Linked DNA regions of Mus musculus: region 2 is linked to region 1. A link is a loop called in an ENCODE intact Hi-C map of the cell type or tissue named here. Cell type or tissue: left cerebral cortex. All regions are shown on one strand. Each heading gives the region's core, and the rest is flanking DNA. Links, peaks and the distances in the headings are about the cores only.

The links. A loop is a pair of places that touch in the nucleus more often than their neighbours do. Peaks named below come from ENCODE experiments on the same cell type or tissue, not always from the same donor. Only the 100,000 strongest peaks of a DNase experiment are listed, where the experiment ranks them.
Region 2: it touches region 1 in a loop (4-fold over the local background); 4 of 42 quality-filtered maps call a loop at or near these places.

Annotation. Positions count from the first base shown.
Region 1 is chrX:109,089,297-109,102,201 of GRCm38, reverse strand. Sh3bgrl (SH3-binding domain glutamic acid-rich protein like) reads right to left here and starts at 6,795. Exons shown (of 4, transcript NM_019989.2): 1 at 6,565-6,795. The coding sequence starts at 6,609. In left cerebral cortex, for the core only: no CTCF peak of the experiment used is centred there; DNase peaks (open chromatin) are centred at 5,569, 6,220, 6,781 and 7,193; H3K4me3 peaks cover 2,028 bases; H3K27ac peaks cover 1,089 bases.
Region 2 is chrX:109,348,456-109,361,360 of GRCm38, reverse strand. No RefSeq gene overlaps it. Among named protein-coding and RNA genes, the nearest start is that of Gm34521, 91 kb to the left of the region's middle. In left cerebral cortex, for the core only: a CTCF peak has its summit at 6,509 (motif pointing right); no DNase peak of the experiment used is centred there.

The DNA.
Region 1 (12,905 bases), core at 2,814-10,813:
AGTTTTCTAAAACAGAGAATCAAAATCATCGAAGTTCAATATGCTGCACAAGCCACTATAAAAAGTAGTAAAGATAACTTAAAATATGATTCTGATAGAGCCTATGTGTCCATGCATGCATGCATCTTAAGTTGTAAAAGGAAATGCTAGTTCTGGCCTCACTCTTCGCCTAGTTTCCCTCTTTTGCCCTAGTCTCCCTCCCACCTTATTCTCAAGTCCAGGTTGTAGATGAGAACACACTTACTGAATAAGAGGATCGCCCAAGTAGTTTCTTCCCCCCCATTGGATGTGCACATGTGCATTTATGTGATGTGTATGTATGAATGCGGGTACCTCAAGGGGAGGGTTTGGAGGACAACTTTCAGAAGTTGGTTTTCTCCTTCTCCAACTCAAACTCAGGCCATTAGCATAGATAACATTGCCATTTTTACTCACTGAACTGTTCCACACCCCCTACTGAGATGGTTATTTTATTTATTTATTTATTTATTTACTTATTTACTTATTTACTTATTTATTTTGAGACAGGATTTCTCTACGTAGCCCTTAGTCATGGAACTCACTCTGTAGACCAGCCTGGCCCCGAAGGTAATTATAAAATCAGCATCTTAATGTGCTAGAGATGTAATTTCTATGCAATATCTATACGTGTAGGGCACACAAATAACAATGCTGATGGTTCTGAAGGCAACGCCCTGTAGTCTTTATAATCCCAGCTCTGCCATTTCTAGCTCTTTGGTCCTGATCAATACACACCTAATATCTCTTGTGAATCTCAGTTAGACTCTCTTCAAACACAGAAAGGGATCTACTAACAGCCCTTCACAGTACTTTAAGAGTTAAATGGGATAATATACGGAAAAAAAAAAACAAAACAAAACTAGGCACGGGGCCTGGAGCTCACAATGCCGGTTTCTTACTATTACTGCCACCAAATGTTGAGTAGCTGTGCTAAGGAGAAGGTAGAACAAGGACAACAAAAGCCCAACAGTCCTGAACACTTTAAATGCAGAGTGTGAATTTGCAATGGTATTTTTAAACTTTTATTTGAATTTTTAATAGGTTCTGCAAGTCTACAGCCCTTTCCACAGCCATATATGCAAAATGTAAAGCAGCGGGCTAGAAAACAACTCCTCTGTTTAAAACTCTGCTGGGCTGGCCAAGTGTTAAATGTCACCTTTGTCTCTCATGCTAACAAAAGCGGTTGTCATAAAAGATCTGCCCTTTTTGTCTACAAGTATGTTTGTCTCTTCTTGGTCTAGATAGGAAGAATTAATTAAATTGTCATTTTAAAAGGGCTCTACTTAGGTAGCAAGGCAGAATTGAAGGCAAACAGATCCCTAGTAACCTACTTAATTTTACCAATAAAACACAATATAAAGTTAACCCTTGATAATCCAGTTAAAGCAAAACATATTCGATAAAGACTCATAGTTGTCAGCTCAACATCAAGCCAATCAATAGTGTAACATGGATGGGAGCTCAGCTCATCTGTCCCTACCTTTAGCTGAGGGGCTATTGACAGTTGATGGTGCGCTAGCAGAGGGAGAGTCAATTTCCTTTAAAGGTGTTTTCCCCAATAGGTTTATTATGCAAGCTCCAGGGGAAGGCCCACATCAATTTGTATAAGAGCAAAACAAATTTGACTTGACAGGTTATTTTATTAAAAGAAAAAAAAAAAGACAAGAAGTTTGGAGTGATGGGGAGAAGATCCAGGAGGAGTTAAGGAGACTAGTGGAAGGGAATGAATATGAACAAAATACATCGCATGCACATAAAAACTTCTCAAAGAATATACATATATAGTCAAAGATACGTAGTTGATTGTGCAATGCATGTTTTTTTTTTTAACACACCTAAGCCGGGTGTGGTGTTGCAAGCCTTTAATCCCAGCACTTGGGAGGCAGAGGCAGGCAGATTTCTGAGTTCGAGGCCAGCCTGGTCTACAAAGTGAGTTCCAGGACAGTCAGAGCTACACAGAGAAACCCTATCTCGGAAAAAAAACAAAACAAAACACAAACAAACAAGAGCAAAACAAAGCAAAAAAAGAAAAAAAACACACCTAAGAATACACACAAAGAATTAGAGCATTTAGCCTGACAGTGTTTAGACTTCAACACAGAGTATTCTGGGAGAAAGGTTGTTATGGATATTATTTTTCTTCAACAGAATAATGAGTCTTTATGCTAAAAATAAATTCACATCACCCTTTTCTTCTATGAGGTTATGACGCTTACCTATCATATTACATTCTGCCAGGTAGAATAGCTATTAGAGTTTTAACCATTTCCAAGTCATAAGAGCCACTACCATTGAGACGGTTCCTGTTTATGGCCATACAACTTTGAACACATCCCATCTCATCTGATCTCGGAAGCTAAGCAGGATGGGGCCTGATTAGTACTTGGATGGGAAACATGTTTCTTAAGCCTTTTTAAGATAGGATAAACTATTCCAGTGGCTTTACTACTGTTACAGGGAAATTAGCTTTCAAGTACTGCTTACCAAACTAAGGTACTGATTCTTCATTCAGACTTTGCACTTGGCACTGGAAAGTCAACATTCTCTACAGCTTGGAATTTCCTAAAAGTATGCCTATTCATTTGGTAGTTTCTGAGTTTGATCTTCTAACTAGTTTATGAATAACTTTAAATAATACCATTCCAACAAAGCTTGGCAGTTATGACATGCTCAAAAGCATGTTTTAAACCAGGGTTCAATTTATATATGCAAAGACAGAACAACAAGGAACTCTGTCACCTAACATAATTACTAAAGAACCACCTGACAAAAAAACAGTGCCTTCCTGCTCTACATATAAATTCCAAATGATGAAAATAGTGTGAGTCAGGAGTTGTGACTTGATCAAAAGTATTCAGTTCATTCCCTTGTTTTTATTATTTGTGATTACCATCATAGAATCCACCCTAAAACTAGCTTTGTTTTTAGTAATTATAAGAGAAACAAAAAAGAGAAAAATCATTGCATATGCTATTCCCTAAATGAAATCCTGAGAAACCTCCTATATACCATACCCTTCAAGTTTCTGCACCAGTGCCCACAGAATGCATAGAGGACATCAATATATATCTGGAAGAAAGAAGGGTAAAATTCTCCTAAGCCAACTAAAACTTTCCCAATCTCTCATCAGTTTGATAATTTCAACAATGTTGTTTTGTTTGTTTGTTTGTTTGTTTGTTGATAAAAGTTACTGCAACTTGTTAAGTTATGTAGACATTGAGTTTAATATACCTTTTCTTCTAAATATAAATTTACAAGGCGTTGCGATCTAAACTCAAACATATGCTACTACATGACATCACATCAATAGTAAACACAAACAATTCTAAACAGACAGGTAATAGAAAGCCAGATGTGGTAACACAAATCTATGGTAGTCCTCACATTTGGAAGGCACCAAGAGGATCACTAAATTTGAGTCTAAGTTGGGCAATGAGTGCTTATCTCAAAAATTGAGAACAGATGTTAAGTTGGACTAAGAAGTGATAAGAAACAAAATATGAACACACAGAATTCACTTTCTGTGAACAACTGGAAACTCAATCCTTACTACATGGTCCCCACTTATGGACATGCCTAGGCAATTCGTTTCAACCTACAGGACTTTCTCATTCTCTAAACATCTAAAGTCATGTTCACATTTACATCTTCATGCCTACTAGCTGCTCTGCATCACTGTCAGCATATAATATATTTTAAACACACGTCTAAACTTAAGCAAGTTTCCCTACACTAAAACTCTGGCGTCGAAGCATTACGGCACTGGGGAAGTTACTTAACCTCTCTCTATCTGCATCTCCTTTTCTGAAAGAAACATAATCATGGCATTATTGTCAAGAATATGTGAGACTGCCTGAGACAACTTAATCATTCCTATCTGCTATTCTTACTAGAGTTACTATGGAGAATCCAGTGCCTCTGGGTGGTAGTAATGCACACCTTTAATCCCATCACTTGGGAGGCAGAGGCAGGTGGATCTCTGAGTTCAAGGCCAGCCAGGTCTACAGTAAGTTCTAAAACAACCATGGATACACAGAGAAACCCTGTCTGGAAAACAAACAAACAATAGAATCCACTGAAAAGTCTAATCTATTTGATTATATTTTTAACCTTGAGGAACAAGCATGACTCCTGTGTATTAGGGCAGAGAAGAGAACACATTTTAAGTGTTTTTTTTTTTAAATCAGGCTGAGAAATATGAGAAGTCTTGGGCTGTAAAAATAATATTGCTTATTATTGCTGCTCTAGATGATTCACAGAACAACTGACCACCTAATATTGCTGATTTTTTTAACAGTCAGGAAAATCGATTCAGAGCTGCAGAGATGGCTCAAATAGTCAAGAGCACTCATTCCTCTTGCAAAGGACCTGGATTCAGTTCCCAGCATCCGCGTGGTGGCTCATAACCATCTGGAACTCTAGCTCCAGGGACCGACCCAACACCTTCTTCTGGTCTCCATGGGCATTGTATTCACACAGTATACATATGCAGGCAAATCATTCAATACATACATATTATCAAGCCAAAGCCAAACACTTAAAGCACTCATTAGACAACTAATAACTTACAAGTATGTATCTTTTCAGGTTTTTTTTTTTTAAGATCCCATGAGAACACTTGCCCCCAAATTTCTAAATCATTTGTTAAAAGGACAATGCTTTTTTGCTATCTTAAAGAAAATTTCGGTACTGCAAACTGAAATTTCCTTCCTCAAGGAAACAGCCACCGCCCCATTCATATTAAGTAGTTCTCCTTTAAGATACTCTTTGTACTATTTTAGGATTATTTTTTAAAAATTGCCAGAGTATAATAAGAAATCTTTCATTTTGGCATTTTCATAAAAATGTAATTAGTGCATTAATTATCCATGAAGAAACAATAGAAACAAAAGACAAAACAACATGAGTATCTGTCATTTGAATCATCTAATAAACTCTTAATCCTTTCTTGGGCACTTAGACATTTTATGTCTTAACAAAGAGGGGGGGGTGTGACTCTATTACTTGGTGAAATTCTTAAAGCAGTTTCTCCTTGAGTTTACTTCTGGGAGAGAAATAGAAGATAGAGAAAGCAAAGAACAAATACCAGTGTTGAAACTGCATACCTCACAAAACAACAACAACAACAAAACCTAAGTGCTTGAGAGGGTCAATCTAATAAGGATTAACCAAAGGCATTAAGCTGGGTTTTGAAAATGCAGTTAATGTAGTAGATTGATATTCGGTAACCCATGTTTTACTCTGAGGTATCAGAATGTTAGGTATGGAAGACAAGATGCTTCTAAAGTAGGGTCCAAAGGAAATAATAAACATTTCTATTTTTTCAAACAAAACGTTTGCTCCATAACTTTAAGAGTAGGCTTCCTTATATTTTGAAAGCCCGTCTAAACACACCCACACATGTTGGCAAAGACAAAGTTCAAGGTTCATGGTTCTGGTGATTTCATATAGCCTTCAGCTCTATTCCAAATCCTACTAAATGTAAATGACAACAACCCAGCAACCTGGGATCTCTGCCACTCTAAAGCTAGAGGAGTTTTCTACATTCAAATTCCTGAGCCCACACATCTGCTTCTGCCACTTGAGGGCCTTTATTTTTCCTCCTGGGGTTGCTGGAACAGAAGCTCTTTCATGTGACAGGAGTATGCATTCCAGCTTTCACCTCAGTTTACCCAATGTTCCTCAGATATGGTAAAAACTGTTATTCTAAGTTAACAATTGGCAAATGAATCAAAGAAGAAAACCAAATCCTATGAAGAGCCAGCAACTCAGTTGCCACATGTTCTTGCCTCCATTTTCAACAGTCTTGAAAGAGTGGGTTTTAGAAAGAAAATCTTTCGAAGGAAAGGAAAAACTCAAAATAAGATCCAGTGGGGGGGGGGAGGTCTCATACAACATTATTTTTTTTAAATGGCTTCATATTCCAGGAAGAAAGAGAAGGGGAGAGGAGGAGGGGAAGGAGGTGGAAGAGGAGAAGAACTTTTTTAAAAAATCATTTGTATCATTGCCCCTGACTTTCGCCTATTTTTAAAATTATATACCCCACCTGCACGCTCTCTAAATAAGTCCATTCCAGTGGCTTCACAATAATTCCAGTACTCAGAAGTCTTCCCTTCCCTTCCCTTCCCATCAGCACCCTCATCCTTTACAGAAATGCACTACTTCCCCTGAACTCGGTACTCAGAGCATATTTCATAAATGTCTCACTCTAAAAAACCTGAAAGCCACTTGTTTTTTATTTTACTTGACTTCACCTAACCGTGAAGTCCCTTTACCAGTTATCTCCTAAACTTGGTAGTTTTCTTTTTCCTTTAGAAACGAACACTAACGTCTCAAGGCAAACAAAGCTAACTCCACGGGAGAAAATAAATAAATAAATAAATCGACGCAACAAAGGAAGAAAGGAAAGAAGGGGGTACTCTGGGCGATGCTTGCGTCTTCTAAGGAGAAGCTTCCAGTGTAACTTCTTCAATTTAACGGTTCTGGGGCAGAAGAGGACTAGTGTGTTGGAAAACAACAAAGGTGGGCTCCCACTCTCCTTACCGCCGTAGAGCCAGAAGAAGATGCAATATATACACGGATCACCATCCTGGAAACAAGGGCTTCTGGTCGGTCGCTGGAGTCTTGAAAAGGGCTGGGAAACAGCTGCAGCAACGGCTGGAACCGAGCTAAGGGCCAAACAGAGGTTGGATGAGGAGGGTGGGGGAAGGTGGAAGGATAACTGGCCAGAGCCCCGCCTCCACCAGCGGCTGCTTTCAATGAGCTTCCAGCTCTGCAATCCCAGCCCCAAACCCCGGAAGGCTCAGGCTCATTTGCATCATTTCTAAATTGTTTTTTTAAAACACAGGATCTCGAACAGCACCGCGAGATCTGTTGAAACAATTCTTTTTGACTATTCCCTCTCCGGGAAGGGGGCAAGGGAGAAATAAAAGAAGGGGTAAGAAAAAAAGAAATATTCGATTAGAATAAAGGACCGGTTCCCATGAACACCAGAAGTTTTGCTTGTTACTTCCTGCTCAGAAATGTATGCAAATAAGATAGCCTAAAGCTAGCTTTATATTGAATCCAGACACTACTTTAAATGTCTTTAAGCCCACGTTATCAAAGCCTTGTATATTTTAAGATGCCAATAATGAAGTAAGTGATTTTTTTTTAACCTTAGTTGGCAGCAGGAGTTGAATACTGAAAAGCTGCACGAGGAGAGGAGGAGGGCTGGAGAGAAGTTTCAAGTTTCCCCAAACCGGAAAGCACAGAATAGGTTCTTTTTGTTCAGAGTTTTGCTAAAATATGGAACATTTTTTTAGTGAGAATTTGCAGGAGATCTAAGCGACAACTCTAGAATGAAGGAGGAAATTGCAAAGAAAAAAACTACAACCCTAGAATGAGAGGAAATTGCAGAGAAAAAAAAAAATCAACAAGTCCAAAATGAGGAGAGGAATTGCAGAGAGAGAAAAAAAAAAAGAAAAAAGAAAAGAAAAGAAAAAAACCAATCATCTGAAAATACTTTGGAAGTACTTTTTTGCCGTTGCTGTCTCATACCTGTAATCTCTGCCCTTGGAATAGTAAAACATGATTGCCAGGAATTAGATGCTAGACTATGCTACAGGGTAAGTCTCTTAAAAATCAAAAATCAACCAAACAAAATGACTTTCTACAAATTATCAAGTACAGTAAATGAGAAAAATCTAGCCACCATCTTCATTACCAACATCATGGCTACTGTTAATTTTACTTGCCAATTCACTTGATTAGAAAAATCTTTATAATCATAAATCATAATCATGATTTTGAAAAAATCTATATTGTTTCTTTTATGTTATCACTGTACAACTTGTTTGGAGTTCTACATTAACTGTTTAGACTTAGAGACTCTTAAAATGAAAAAAAAACAGGAATAACAAAATATTTCTAATTAGTCTATAAACTATTGAACACAATCAATTATTCCCAGAAAACTGAATGGTAGCATTAGCAAAGAATCTGGTGGGCTTTATCTATTAGAAAAATGAGGCTAGATGTGTAGATCTCTTATAGATCACACTAAGACCCAAAGTTGGATTTCAAGTACATACACACATGCACGCACACACACACATACACATGTACAGTTCTGTAATAGATATACTTGTCTTAGTGAATATAAGTCAATAACTTGTTTTATACATAAAACCTGATGATTCTTAATGATAAGACTTCTGATACATTTTTAGGAGAGACTATTACCAATATTTCTAACATAAAGGTAATGGATATCCTTATGCCGTTCTTCCCTACTTTGAGCTATCCTTGAGATGGGTATCATAGAATGGTCATTACTGCTTAAATTTTCTATAGAGAAATTGCCCGAGAGCATTTGCCTGGAAAGGTTACGGTGAATTTGAATAAACTGGGTTGGATCAAACAGTATAATCTATTTCCTTAGGAAATCATGACAACCAAAGGCCAGTGTCTCTCAAAACTTAAAAATAAACCCAGATTGTGTGCAGAAAACTTAGAAGACCCTGAACACCAATGAATGCCATAGCCCTTACTACTCAGTTAAGATTACTTGGGTTCAGGAATTCCCAGCCAGCACAGTCAACTTAATGACATTGTGTCTCTTAATTGAACACAGCCCCAGGACCTAAAGATAATTTCCCCTGTGTTACAGATCAGCTTTTCCAGGTAGGGATAGAGCAGGCGACAAGAAGTTAAAAGTAATGGTATGGAAGGAGAGGGTATTTTGAATTGTTATTTATTATAAATTGCTATGTACAAAAAATATACTTTTGTATTCTCCTATGTTAAAAAAATATGATCTTGAATGGTTTTATGTGTTTCAAATTTATAGGCATACCAAAAGTTATATAAATAATTCTCTTAGCTAGTTTTTTGACAGCTTGACCCAAGCTAGATTTATCTGGAATGAGATACATCAAGTCAGAAAACTCTTGTAGGAAAGTCTGTGGGGCACTTTCTTGCTTAACAGCTGAGGTGGGTGGAAAAGAAAACTGACTCCTAGGCTGGACAGATGGGTCAGCAGTTAAGAGCACTGACTTCTAAAGGTGCTGAGTTCAATAAACAGCAACCACATGGTGGCTCACAACCTTCTAAAATGGGGTCCAATGCACTCTTCTGGTGTGTGTCTGAAGAGATCTACAGCGTACTCATATAAATAAAAATAAATAAATCTTGAAAAATAAAAACAAAAGAAAACTGACTCCAAAGAACTGTCCTTTGATCTCTATACATACACCATGGGCACATGTGTGACCAGGCACACATGAACACCACACAAGCAAACATACACAGACACACATACACAAACACATGCACACATACTGCCCATGTGTATTGTTCACACATAATGATAATAATAATAATAATAATAATAAATGCAATTTTACATTTTAATATTTCATACAGAAATGCTGATAAACTGAATAGACCCAAGAGATTACAGTTAAATTTTATTTTATTTTTGTTGGATATTTTCTTTTTTTTCTTCTGGATATTTGCTTTATTTACATTTCAAATGTTATCCCCCTGAAAATCCCATCCCATCACTCCTCCCGCTGCTTCTATGAGGGTATTTTCCCACCTACCCACCCACTCCCGCCTCCCCACACTGGCATTCCCCTACACTGGGGATCAAAGGCCTCTATTCCCATTGATGCCCAACAAGACCATACTCTGCTACATATGTGGCTGGAGCCATGGGTCCCTCCATGTGTACTCCTTGGTTGGTGGTTTAGTCACTGGGAGCTCTGGGGAGGTCTGGTTGGTTGATATTGTTGTTCTTCCTATGGGGTTGCAAACCCAAATGATCCAAATGAAAGGGGACCCACATTAATAAAAGAAACTTTACTAAAGCTCAAATCACACATTGTACCTCACCCAAGAGGAGTAGACTAGACATCAGGAAAAAATCAAACTCAGGGCTGAAATCAACCAAGTAGAAACAAAAAGGACTATACAAAGAATCAACCAAACCAGGAGCTGGTTTTTTTGAGAAAATCAACAAGATAGATAAACCCTTATCAGACTAATTAGAGGGCACAGGGACAGTATCCTAATTAACAAAATCGGAAATGAAAATGGAGACATAACAACAGAATCTGAGGAAGTCCAAAAATTCATCAGATCCTACTACAAAAGCCTATACTCAACAATACTAGAAAACTTGGATGAAATGGACAATTTTCTAGACAGATACCAGGTACTGAAGTTAAATCTGGATCAGATAAATCATTTAAACAGTCCCATAGCCCCTAAAGAAATAGAAACAGTCATTAAAAGTCTACCAACCAAAAAAATCCCCAGGATCAGATGGGTTTAGTGCAGAATTCTATCAGACCTTCAAAGAAGACGTAATTCCAATTCTCTTCAAACTATTCCACAAAATAGAAACAGAAGGAACACTACCCAATTTATTCTATGAAGCCACAATTATGCTTGTAAGTAAACCACATGCAGATCCAATGAGAGAGAGAAAAAAAAGAGAGAGAACTTCAGACCAATTTCCCTTATGAATATCAATGTAAAAATGCTCAATAAAATTCTTGCAAACCAAATCCAAGAACACATCAAATCAATCATTCACCATGATCAAGTAGGCTTCATCCCAGGGATGCAGGGATGGTTCAATATACGAAAATCTGTCAATGTAATCCACATAAACATATTCAAAGGAAAAAACCATGTGAACGTCTCATTAGATGCTGAAAAAGCATTTGACAAATTCAAAACCCCTTCTTGGTAAAAGTCTTGGAAAGATCAGGAAATCAAGGTCCATACATAAACATAGTCAAAGCAATATAGAGAATGCGAGTAGCCAACATCAAACTAAATGGAGATAAACTTGAAGCAATCCCACTAAAATCAGGGACTAGACAAGGCTGCTCACTCTCTCCCTACCTACACAATATAGTACTTGAAGTCCTAGCCAGAGTGATTAGACAACAAGACAAGGTCAAAGTGATACAAATTGGAAAAGAAGAAGTCAAAATATCACTATGTGCTGATGATAAAATAGTCTACATAAGTGACCTCAAAATTCTACCAGAGAACTCCTAAACTGATAAACAAGTTCAGCAAAGTAGCTGGATATAAAATTAACTCAAACACATCAGTATCCTTCAGACAAGTTTCCTTTATTGCCACACCCACTCCAATGAAAACTGGGTGGTAGGCCCAAAAGCTTGGACACAGTCCTGAGGGAAAAAGTTTCATGGAAACTTAGTCTCCTGGAACCTTGGCATCTGGTAGCAGGAATGCTCCAAACTTGTCATTTTAGTTAGTAGGTGAATATCACTTTTTGCAGATGATATGATATTATATATAAGTGACCCTAAAAATTCCACCAGAGAACTCCTAAACCTGATAAACAGCTTCAGTGAAGTAGCTGGATATAAAATTAACTCAAACAAGTCAATGGCCTTTCTCTACACAAAGAATAAACAGGCTGAGAATAAAATTAGGAAAACATCAACCTTGTCAGTAGTCACAAATACTATAAAATACCTTGTCGTGACTCTAACTAAGGGAGTGAAAGATCTGTAGGATAAGAACTTCAAGTCTCTGAAGAAAGTAATTAAAGGAGATATCAGAAGATGGAAAGATCTCCCATGCTCATGGATTGGCAGGCTCAATATAGTAAAAATGGCTATCTTACCGAAAGCAATCTACAGATTCAGTGCAATCCCCATTAAACTTCCAACTCAATTCTTCAACGAATTAGAAAGGGAAATCTCCAAATTCATCTGGAATAACAAAAAACCTAGGATAGCAAAAACTCTTCTCAAGGATAAAAGAACTTCTGGTGTAATCACCATGTCTGACCTACAGCTGTACTACAGATCAATTGTGATAAAAACTGCATGGTACTGGTATAGCGACAGACAAGTAGACCAATGGAATAGAATTGAAGATCCAGAAATGAACCTAAACACCTATGGTCACTTGATCTTTGACAAAGGAGCTAAAACCATCCAGTGGAAAAATGACAGCATTTTCAACATGTGGTTCTGGCTCAACTGGCAGTTATCATGTAGAAGAATACAAACCCATCCATTCTTATCTTTTTTTACAAATCTCAAGGTCAAATGTATCAAGGGCCTTCACATAAAACCAGATACACTGACACTAATAGAAGAGAAAGTGGGGAACAGCCTCAAACACATGGGTATGGGGGAAAAAATTCCTAAATAGAACACCAATGGCTTATATTCTAAGATCAAGAATTCACAAATGGTACCTCATAAAATTGCAAAGCTTCTGTAAGGCAGAGGACACTGTCAATAGGACAAAATGGCAACCAACAGATTGGGAAAAGATCTTTACCAACCCTACATCTGATAGAGGGCTAATATCCAATATATACAAAGAACTCAAGAAGTTAGACTCCAGAGAAACAAATAACCTTATTTAAAAGTGGGGTACAGAGCGAAACAAGAATTCTTAACTGAGGAATATAGAATGGCTGACAAGCACCTAAAGAAATGTTCAGCATCCTTAGTCATCAAGAAATGCAAATCAAAACCCTGAGATTCCACCTTATACCAATCTGAATGGCTAAGATCAAAAACTCAGGGGACAACACATGTTGGAGAGGATGTGGAGAAAGAGGAACACTCCTCCATTGTTAATGGGATTGCAAGCTGGTACAACCACTCTGGAAATCAATCTAGTGGTTCCTCAGAAAATTGGACATAGTACTACCTGAAGACCCAGCTATACCACTACTGGACATATATCCAAAAGATGCTCCAACATATAGCAAAGACACATGCTCTACTATGTTCATAGTAGTCTTACTTATAAGAGCCAGAAGTTGGCACCCAGATGTCCTTCAATAGAGAAATGGATACAGAAAATGTGGTACACAATGGAGTATGAAAAACAAT
Region 2 (12,905 bases), core at 2,340-10,339, 260 kb before region 1:
TGGATGCGATGTGTAGAAATCATCTGGTATCTTTAAATAGTCTGAACCTAGCTCACCAGAAAGAATTTTCTATTGATGCAGGCATACACATACACAAAAAAAATTAGTATAAGAACTACCTTATTTCACTCATGAGATGACTACATTGCATTTTATTCCAATTTAAGAAAATAATTTGTATTCTGTGTGACTTGCCATGAAAATACTGTTTATTATTAAATATTTGTATTTCACTTTTTCTTCATAAGCTCAAAGAGATTTTTCATAACAATTGAATCTATATTGCATACATTTCTAAATCAGAGAGACTTCTCTGTCTAACATACTACCACAACAACTTTTCCATGCTTTTATAAACCGGTGCTTCCATTACATGCATTTACATGTAAGGCTACAAATTGCACAACAATAAAAATTATTAGAAAGGACAAGTTGAAATCATGGATTTCTGGGAAAAAGTAAACAAATGTGATTGTAGTTTATGAGTGGCATAAATTTTTTCAGTAAATATGGAAAGATTTTCTTGTGTTTTGCAAATAGTATCTTGGGTATTCTAAGTATATGGGCTAATATCCACTTATCAGTGAGTGCATGTCATTTGAGTTCTTTTGTGATTGGGTTACCTCACTCAGGATGATATACTCCAGATCCATCCATTTGCCTAAAAATTTCATAAATTCATTGTTTTTCATAGCTGAGTAGTGCTCCATTGTGTAAATGTACCACATTTTCCGTATCCATTCCTCTGTTGAGGAACATCTGGGTTTTTTCCTGCTTCTAGCTATTATAAACAAGGCTGCTATGAACATAGTGGAGCATGTGTACTTATTACCAGTTGGAACATCTTCTGTGTATATGCCCAGGAGAGAATACCCAAGATACAATTTGCAAAACACAAAAAAATCAAGAAGGAGGAAGACCAATGCATGGATACTTCATTCTTTTTTAGAATAGGGAACAAAATATCCAGGAAAGGAGTTACAGAGAAAAAGTTTGGAGCTGAGACAAAAGGATGGACCATTCAGAGACTGCTCCACCCAGGGATCCATCCCATAATCAGCCACCAAACACAGACACTATTACATATGCCAGCAAGATTTTGCTGAAAGGATCCTGACATAACTGTCTCTGGTGAGGCTATGCCAGTGTCTGACAAATACAGAAGTGGATGCTCACAGTAATCTATTGGATAGAACACAGGGCCCCCAATGGAGGAGCTAGAGAAAGTACCCAAGGAGCTGAAGGGGTCTGCAGCCTTATAGGTGGAACAACAATATGAACTAACCACTACCCCCAGAGCTCATGTCTCTAGCTGCATATGTAGCAGAAGATGGCCGAGTCGGCCATCATTGGGAAGAGAGGCCCCTTCGTCTTGCAAACTTTATATGCCCCAATACAGTGGAATCCCAGGGCCAAGAAATGGGAGTGGATGGGTTGGGAGCAGAGTGGGGGGAGGGTATAGAAGACTTTTGGGATAGCATTTGAAATTAAATGAAGAAAATATCTAATAAAAAAAATTGAAAAATAAAAGCTTTTTTTTTAAGTTTCTATAAATGCCAAAACCATCATTGAAAGAAAATTTGGGTAAATATATTTTGCATTTTAAATATAATTTTGTATTAAAAATAAAAAATGGAAAGATAGGAATCTGATGTGTCTTAAGTATTTCTGTATCTTTAAGTTAACATAGGAATATTATTGAAAGTTCAATATGTATAGTCGCTACGTATTTCATGGTGTAAATCTATTAAAAGTTGAATTTCACAGTTCCTTGATAAAAAAAAAAAAACTTAAAGATTAAAAGGCCAATTTCTGTAATACATCAGTTACCATAAGGTTTCCTGTAGAAAACTGAATACTTAAGAAAATTCCATCATCTTTCAGCAGCCTTGGGTACTGTGCACTGGCAGTGAATTAGAAACTGTTAAAACACTTTCCCAGGAGTAACAAGTTTAACTATGACTTATATACTGACTTTTCAAATTTTTTCTCCATGTCAATATTCCTGCAACATGTATGGGCCTAAGTTCATTTGGAACTATCAAAAAATAAGTACCTAGACTCACTCCACTTATATAATATAGTGATTTTTTAAAACAAATATTACCAATCTCCTGAATTTAAAAGGTTTATGCTCAGTGTTTCTTGACTATGAGTCATAAATTTCTGATTCTGAGTAATAAAGGATGGAGCTACCTCTGCTCTTTCATGACTATGGCCAGGAAAAAAAACCAGTCATCCAAGGAATTTTTCAAAGGCTTGCTGAGCATGAATGGAGGAGTGAAAGTATAGAAAAAACATGGAGAAGCAGAACTGTGATGGGCAGTGAAGGGGCTCTAACAAACCCATGCATGACAAACACAGCTGCAAGCATGGCAAAAATTGCATATAGGCTTTGCCCTTTACCCTTCTCTATACCTTGCTGAAAATTATTAAATTACTGACCTAAAGTAAGCCCCTAAGTCCCATTCTCTTCTTTTGCCACTGACTCATTCTTGAGACAAAACACCAAGGTCATCAATCAAAATTCAGTCAGGATTTACTACCTCACCCTCTCACAGACTCCCTGCTTTTCCCCTTGAAAATCCATTCCTTCAGAAACACCCTCTCTTGTCTCTGGCTTCTCTTGCTTTCTTGCTTATCCTGCTTGCTTGTGTTTCTGTGGCTACTGCTACCTATGAATGAAGGCCCTAGTTTCAACCTCCTACACATACATACACACACACACACACACACACACACACACACATACACACACACATATACACACACACAAACACACACACACACACACACACACACACACACACACCTCCGGAGGATTTCTAATAATACAAAACCCTTTGTGTTGAGAATTTGGTATCTGGGTTCTGTCTTGTAGTGATTCCTGGAGTCGGGGACCTTGCTTTCAGTCAGGATGATACATGCATGAAATCACAGACAGAAAAGTTGAGTTCAATGCCCCTCTAGACTACCAAACACTTTGTCAAAATCAAAATTACAAAAAACATTATACTGATGAAATGTTTAAATATATACTCTAATAGATGAACACTTTCTTTTTATGAGTGCCAAAATTATAATTTAACTGCTGCATATTCCATATAAATCAAAGTTGGATAATAATACATTGCACAAAACAATTTTAATGCAGATGTTCTTCCTAATATTCCTTTTGGGGGGGTGAGAGATGCAGGTTCCAACAACAAATCAATGCAAGATTCCCCCAAAGTTCACACTGCAACTCATCAGTTTATTGCACTTCCTTACAGGAATGTGGATGCTCCTCCCTACAATGTTCATTGCCTAGAAGCCTTATTAAACAGGAATGAGGACTTCCCCATAACAGAGCCCTGTACTCTCACCCTCCAATGCTGATATATAATCCACTCCCTCCCTTAGGCCACGTGCAGAGTTGACAGTTTGTAGGGAGCAGGTGGATACTGTCTCAGAAGATGTAAACTGTCAACAAGCCAAGCTGGAATAACTATGTGCAAGGAGCACAGCTGAATGCCCCAAGATGACAGCTGCTTGGCTCATAGGACAGTCACTCAAAACAGATGCAGATGGAACCTGTTGAAATGTCATTTAAAGCACTTACTCATTTAGCAAGAAGCATGAAAATTACGATAAATATGATAACCTGAGACCAGGCAAACATGCTTCTGTATACTACTATTTCAAGGAATTGTGTGGCTTATTTTTAAGTCTTCCTCTACTCAATAATTACTGTATTGACTTTTACTATTTATACTACTTTATAAGAACATTGTTATGACAATCATTTAATTAATACTTTACTTTCTTTTAAAATCTTGAAGGCAGTATTGTTAATAAAAAGATATCAAACCCTAAAAATAAACTTGTATTAGCCAAGGTACTCTTAAGCAATAAAACTTATACAATGAATCTCTCTCTCTCTCTCTCTCTCTCTCTCTCTCTCTCTCTCTCTCTCTCTCTCTCTCTCTCTCTCTCTCTTTCTCGGAATGCCTTATGGGCTGCAGATCGGCTAATCAAACAATGGTTGGCTGTGAATGTAAAGTCCAAGAGTCCAGTAGTTGTTCAGTCCACAAGGGTGGATGTCTCAGATGGTCTTCAGTATATGCCTGAATCCCAAAGAAGCAGACTTTAATGCCAGTGAGGGAATGGCCTTGTTAGCAAGGATAGGACAAACAGACAGAGAAAATGCTTCCTTCTTCTGACCCTATGTAAACTTGCAGCAGAAGATACGGTCCAGATTAAAGGTGTGTCTTCCCACCTCAAGATCTTTATCAAAGTTGTGTGTCTTCCTACTCAAAAGTCTAAAATAGAAGTAGATTAACCCACTTGAAACCAAGCAAAAAAAATCACGAGCAAGCCCTCCATTTCTGGATTGTAGTCTGTTCCAGCTGTAGTCAAGTTGACAACCAAGACTAACCATCAGAAAACTTATTTTTTCTCCTACTGTTAATGCCAAATTTGTATTATTTAAATCAGAGAAAATAAATTTCATGGTCACTTGAGGCAATGATGAGCGGCAATCTGTATAATGTAGATTTAATGAAATTCATATTTAGGCTCCTAAATGTAAATTTTCTGCATACATTTCTCAAAGACATCAAAGTTATATTAAGCCTTCTATTATGTCTTAATTGTATAGGCCTAGCAAGATAAATAAAAATATTAATGATAATTACTCATCGTAAATACATCCAAAGCCTAATTTACTCTGGTATTTACAGCAGACAGTGAGCAATCAATACCCACTTATCTTTCCTTCTCATACAGCTAGCAGCTCCCTGTCTCAAAGATCCCACTGAGACAATTTGCAACGGAAGTGGTCTGTAGTATTCATTGGTGAAGTCCACATTTAAAAGGGTGAATAATAACCCAACAAAAAGTTTGTTTGCTCTTAATGAACAGTATTTTAATATCTTGCTCTAGCAATTAACTTTGCTCTTAAAATGATCACACTTAACTTCAGACAGTTGTTTAGAAATTCATAAAAGATTCTCAATCTTGAAGTTAGAATGTATTTGTTCATTTTTACCTTGGATTCTACTTTCTTCGATTCTTAGAATTTCCTTTCTAAATGCCTTTGTTTCTCATACATATATATATATATATATATATATATATATATATATATATATATCCATACTATCAACCATGTATATTAAAAAATGTCCAATAATTTATTTCACTGTGAGAAAAAAAATCTATTGAAATTATATACTGTGTATAAACAGGTTTTAATGCACACATATAGACACAAATATCAAATGTATTTTCTATGGGACCCTGGATCTGAAAAAAAAAAATGATTTCCACCAAATGGTCATGCTATGCCTTCTATTTTCCAAACTTTTCACTTCACTCAAAAATGTAGTCTACATAAAATTTTATATGTATATTTACTCCATATATGTACAGCATTTGTGGGTTGTTATATTATAGACAACTGCTGTCTGACAAATGTTAGATTTTTAGGCATTGATTTTTGGAATTAGAGACATGAGATGGTCAAATCAAATATTAGAAAAAATGTATACATGCAAAATTAAATTATTTTATCTTGAGCTAAATATGCAATTGTAATGAATTCATACCAGTTAAAATAAATTATACCTGAGTAGTAAATATTTTATAAATTTAATCAAAATAGTTCCTCCAAGATTATGCCATAATCCAAAAAAACAACATATTCTTCTACTCAAATAAGTATAATATACAGTGAATATTCATAATATTATTCTTCATTTATTACTTTCCACACTCAGATTGTCCTTTTTCAAGGTTTCTCTTTTTATGCTGATAAATGTACAACCAGGAAACATCATGTAAACAAGCATATATTCAGGAAAAATACCCAAACACATAAAATAATATTAAAGTATTAAAGGTATGTGCTATTACTCTTTCAGCTAATAAAATACCTTTAAAAACAAGTATTTCGATCTATGCAAGGAACAAAAAGACAGAAATCCCATGAATTAAGTGGCAGGGGAGGTTCCACTGCAGTCTAAAGTACTATACCTAAGTCATGTAGGTGTCAGTGAAGAAATTCTAAACAAGTTGAATTCATCAAAGTCAAACAGGTGAAGGCAAATGAGACCATGAAAGAAGAAAAGAAAAAAGAAAGAAACTTTATCTATGTCAAAAATACTAGACAAATAGGACCTACATTGTAAAGAAACCCATGAAAGAAAAGTGCACTGAATACACTGCATGTTCAAAGAATTGGGTGAGGCACCTTTGTGAACACTTTCCTTCAAAAGCCTGGATTTAAGCGTACAAAATATACACAAAATGAAAAAGAAGTAGTGGTAACAGTTTCACAATCCTGGATGAAAATGTGTACTAAGTATATATTTGTACTGACTAGGTAACACTGTAAAAATTTTTTTGTATTCTAAAAGATTTTATTGAGGTCTACCTCTGTAAATGTTTTGCAGGTTAAACAGCATATTGGATGTCCCAAGGGTCTCAGAATTCTCTTACACCTAGACGCAAGTTCTCATCCTGAAATGGTTTTGGAAAGACAGTAGGTGGCAGTATTAGGCTCAAAACCAAAATCAGTCTAAATGGTTGCAGGAGCAATTTGTATTTAAAAGAAATATAAATGAACACAAAATTTCCAGGACTTTGAAGAAATATAATTTTATAAATTGTCGCTATATTATATAAAGATAAAAGCAGGAGAGAGAGAAAAATGGAGACGAGGTAATAAAAATCTGCTAATCCATGAAGTTTGCAAAAGCATTGTAGGTCCTTACAAACAAAATTCACTGCACGAAACCATATAAAATATATTCAAATAGTGATCTACTAGCTTATATTACTAGAGTGCTTGCCCAGCATGCATAAAACCACAATATTAATCTCTAGTGTTTCAATCCATCAATCAATTAATCAATAAACAATAAAATACCTGATAGTTATACATAATTATAATAATTATATATAATCAATTGACACAATAAAGAAATGTTAAAGAATAGGAGAAGAGATCTCTGAACACATGATAGTTAAGCTAAAATAAATGGCAAGAAAGTAGTAGGCATACGATTATCTGGTAGAGGGAACAATTTGAACAAACATTAAGGTAAGAATAAGCTACATTTAATAGGTTGAAGAAACAAACAGAAGTATAATATCTCTGCAGTAGAGGGAATGACAGAAAATGTTATGAGAGCACTAAGAATATTTTAGCAGTTCCTTGATGATACAGAGCTTTGTATTAAATGGTTTAATTATGATAATAATATAACCTACTCTAAAATCCCTTTCTCTAAACCTGTGCATCATAGAGTCAACAGAAATAGATGCCCTGAGAATTTTAAAATACATTTTTCAGTGTGAAAATATGATTTGATATCAGTCATATTTTGCATAGCATGTAAAATAGAAAGTTAGATATCTACCTTTTTTACCAGCCATCTTTTTTTATTGCATGTAGATAAATAATAAATAAACTCTGTCCAAGAAAATCATAACTAAATGTAACTAACTATATACCATATGTAAAGAACTTTATCACTGACAGACAAAAAATCATGGGGAAAGTAGATAATGACAAAAAATCGTGAGAGATAGAAGTATAATGACACAGATATATGAAAGGAACACAATAAATATTCTTACTTCATGCACCAAATTTTAAAAATTAATTTTAAAAGAATACATCAAGTACATCACTGAAATTACTGATTTCATCTGGATAGCTTATGTACTTAACGAAAGCATTTGAAAGGATCTACTTTTTCAAAACGTTCATAGCTAATGCTATCATATGAAGCATTCAGTCATCTACCAGTACCTGGGCTTGGCACTACAGATGAAATAAAAGAGACGTGTCTCAATAATTTGGAGAACTGAGAAGCATGACAGAAAGAAGTAGATAGAAATAGTTTTCAAATGTTGCATGACTATGTGCATAGATGCTACAAGAAAAACAAATTTGGGAAACAGAAATTACAGAGAGTAAAAGAAAACCTATGTGAAATTGTGCACTGTCAGATTGGCTCTGATAAAGTGGAGATAAGCATAGAAAAATGAAGATGCCACAGTATAATGTGAGCATCATTAGTGTAATGGATGGGAAAAAAATAAATAACCTTGTAAACAAATTATTAAAAAGTAATACTGGAGAGAAATGAGCTAAAGGTGGGGAAAAGAGAATAATTAACAAAGAGTTTGAATACTAAAATTAAATACTTAACTTTACATGGTATTATAAAATTATATGACATAAATTTTTGTAGGAGGAAACAAATCAGACTTAAATGATGGTCTGTAAATATTTATTTTAAAATGCCAGTGTCATAATTTAATGAAAATCAGGAATAAAACCCACAGTATAGACGACTAAAATATGACAACCAGATACAATTCATTATCCTTAAGTCACTATAAGATCACTCTAAAAAGGAGTTTGACACATTTTAATAAGTAATTACATAACAACATTGTATCTATTTAAATCTAGCTTATTTGAATAAATTTTGATTAAACACTAGAATGTACTGTGCTAGAAAATGTGTACAGGATGTACACATGATGTACAGGATACATGGCCAAGAAGTCTATAACTTAAGACTAAATTGAGTGATTCAGCACATGACAATGATGACACTCACGTGCATAAACAAAACATGCAAAGCAGAAGAGTCAAAGTAAGACATTTATATCTTATCTACATACAATATAATATATACACATTAAGATCATACTTTTGTATACCATAATTAGAATGTAACGATATAAATTTTCCTCTAATTGGTCCAAAGGGATCATTAAATTACAGTACAAAGATAATCCAACCTTCCAGTAGGTGCCAGCTCAGGCTACCTTGGGTGAGAAACCAACAGACAGTCCCACGGTCCTTAGAAGACTCTCCATGCCTCAGGTGCCATAGCATGACCAGGATCTTAGGATCACTGGTGAGTGGAACACAACATCTGTTCCAAATGAAATGTGACAGGCCTGTGACACCAGAAGCAAGGACACAGGAACCCTCCCTGACCAGTGGCTTGGGTTCCTTCCAATTGGTGCTGGTATACCTCGGTTTCAAAAAAAAAAAAAAAAAAAAAAAACAGACAACCCATAGTACCCAGAGGGGACATGACTTCCAGGAGCTGTAACATGTCCAGGATCTTAGGATTTCAGAATCCCAGTTACCAGGATTTTGGTCACAACAGGATCTCAGGGTCTCAGAAGAAGCTTGACTGTCAAGAACTCTGAAACACCCAAAAACTCAGGTTCACAGGAGCCTGGAATCACAGAGAAAGATGGACTCTGAGGAGTTCTGAATCAACCAGGATTATAGGAAGGACAGGCTACAATCAGATTTCTTGAAGGCAGCAAGCACTTGAGATAATCAGATGGCAGGAGGCAAGCATAAGAACAGAAGGAACAGAAACCAAGGTTACTTGGCATCATCAGAATCAAATATTCCCACCATAGTAAGTCATGGTTACACCATCACACCAGAAAAGAAAGATATGGATCTAAAGTCACTTCTCATGATCATTATGGAGGATTTTAAGAAGGAAATAAATAACTCCCTTAAAGAAATATAGGAGAAGACAGGTGAACAGCTAGAAGCCCTTAAAGAGGAAATACAAAAAATTCCTTAAAGAGTTACAAGGAAGCACTACCAAACAGGTGGAAGATTTGAAAGAAACCATCCAAGCCCTAAAAATGGAAGTAGAAAGAATAAAGAAATCGCAAAGGGAGAAAACTCTGGAGATAGAAATCCTAGGAAAGAAATCTAGGACCATAGATGGGAACATCAGCAACAGAATATAAGAGTTGTAAGAGAGAAACTAAGGTACAAAAGATTCCATAGAAAACCTAGATACAACAATCAAAGAAAATGCAAAATTCAAAAAAGATCCTAACTCAAAACATCCAGGCAATCTAGGACGCAATGAGAAGGCCAAACCTAAGGATAATAGGTATAGATGAGAATGAAGACTTTCAACTTGTAGGGTCAGTAAATACCTTCAACAAAATTATAGAAGAAAACTTCCCTAACCTAAAGAGAGAGATGCCCATGAACATACAAGAAGCCTACAGAACTCCAAATAGACTGGACCAGAAAAGAAATTCCTCCTGACCATAATAATCAGAACAATAAATGCACTAAAAAAGATAAAATATTAAAATCAGTAAAGGAAAAAGGTCAAGTAACATATAAAGGCAGACCTATTAGAATTACACCAGAATTCTCACCAGAAACTATGAAAGCTAGAAGAATCTGGACAGATGTTATACAGACCCTAAGAGAACACAAATGCCAGACCAGGCTACTATACCCAGCAAAACTCTCAATTATCATAGATAGAGAAACCAAAGTATTCCATGACAAAATCAAATTCTCACAATATCTTTCCAAGAATCCAGTCCTACAAAGGATAATAAAGGGAAAACTCCAAAATAAGGAGGGAAATTATACCCTAAAAAAGTAGAAAAGTATTTTTCAATGAACCTAAAATTAGATAGCTGCAAGAACAGAATCCCAACTCTAACAACAAAAATAACAGGAAGTGACAATTACTTTTCCTTAACATCTCTTAATATCAATGGATACAATTCCCCAATAAAAAGACATAGACTAAAAGAGTGGCTAGGGAAACAGGACCCAACATTTTGCTGCATACAGCAAACGCAACTCGGGCACAAAGACAGAAGCTACCTCAGAAGAAAAGGCTGGAAAACAATTTTGCAAGAAAATGGTGCAAAGAAACAAGCTGGAGTAGCCATTCTAATATTGATTAAAATCTACTTCCAACCCAAAGTTATCAAAAAAGAAAAGGAGGGGCACTTAATACTCATCAAAGGTAAAATCTTCCAAGAGGAACTCTCAATTCTGAATATCTATGCTCCAAATGCAAGGGCAGCCACATTCATTAAAGAAACCTTAGTAAGCTCAAAGCACACATTGTACCACACACAATAGTATTGGGAGACTTCAATACCCTACTCTCACCAATAGACAGATCCTGGACAACAAAACTAAACAGAGACACATTGAAACTAACAGGAGTTATAAAACAAATGGATTTAACAAATATATACAGAGCATTTTATACTAAACCAAAAGGATATACTTTCTTCTCAACATCTCCTGGTTACCTTCTCCAAAACTGATCATACAATCGATGACAAAACAAACCTCAACAGATACAAAAATATTGAAATTATCACATGCATCCTATCAGATCACCAAGGGCTAAGGCTGATCTTCAATAACAACATAAATAATAGAAAGCCAACATTCATGTGGAAACTGAAAAACACTCTCCTCGACGATACCTTGGTCAAGGAAGAAATAGAGAAAGAGATAAAAGACTTTTAAGAGTCTAATGAAAATGAAGCAACAACATACCCAAACTTATGGAACACAAAGAAAGCAGTCATAAGAGGAAAAAGCATAGCTCTGAGTGCCACCAAAAAGAAACTAGAGAAAGCACACACTAGCAGCTTGACCCCACACCTACAAGCTCTAGAACAAAAGGAAGCAAATTTACCCAAGAGTAGTAGACTGCAGGAAATAACCAAACTCAGGGCTAAAATCAACCAAGTGGAAACAAAAAAGAACTATACAAAGAATCAACCAAACCAGGAGCTTGTTTTTTGTTTTGTTTTGTTTTGTTTTGTTTTTTGTTTTTGTTTTTGTTTTTTGAGAAAATCAACAAGATAGATAAACCCTTAGCCAGACTAACTAGAGGGCACAGGGACAGGATACTAATAAGCAAAATCAGAAATGAAAAGGAAGACATAACAACAGAACCTGAGGAAATCAGAACCACATCAGATCCTATTACAAAAGCCTATTCTCAACAAAACTGGAAAACCTGAATGAAATGGACAATGGTCTAGACAGATACCAGGTACCAAATTTAAATCAGGATCAGATAAATGATCTAAACAGTCCCATATCCCCTAAAGAAATAGAAGCAGGCATTAATAGTCTCCCAACCAAAAAAAGACCAGGACCAGATATGTTTAGTGCAGAGTTCTACCAGACCTTCAAAGAAGATCTAATTCCAGTTCTGCACAAACTATTCCACAAAATAGAAGTAGAGGGAACTCTACCCAACTCATTCTATGAAGCCACAATTAATCTGATACCTAAACCACATCAAGACCCATCAAATAAAGATAATTTCAGATCAATTTCTCTTATGAATATTGATGCAAAAATACTCAATAATATTCTCCTAAGAGAATCCAAGAACACATCAAAATGATTATCCATCATGAAAAGTAGTCTTCATCCCAAGGATGCAGGCATGGCTTAATATACAGATATCCACCAACACAATCCACTATATAAACAAACTCATAGACAAAAACCACATGATCATCTTTTTAGATGCTGGGGTATCATTTGACAAAATCCAACACCCATTCATGATAAAAGTCTTAGAAAGATAAGGAATTCAAGGCCCATACCTAAACATAATAAAAGCAATATACAGAAAACCAGTAGCCAACATCAAATTAAATGGAGAGAAACTTGAAGCAATCCCACTAAAATCAGGGACTAGACAAGGCTGCCAACTTTCTCCCTTCCTATTCAATATAGTACTTGAAATCCTAGCCAGAACAACAAGAGGAGATTAAGAGGATGCAAATTGGAAAGGAAGAAGTCAAAATATCACTATTTGCCAACAGTATAATAGTATATATAAGTGACCCTAAAAATTCCACCAGAGAACTCCTAAACCTGATAATCAGCTTCAGTGCAGTAGCTGGATATAAAATTAATTCAAACAAATCAGTGGCCTTTCTCTACACAAAGGATAAACAGAATGAGAAAGAAATTAGGGAAACAACACCCTTCTCAATAGTCACAAATAATATAAAATACATCGGTGTGACTCTAACTAGGGAAGTGAAAGTTCTTCATGATAAGA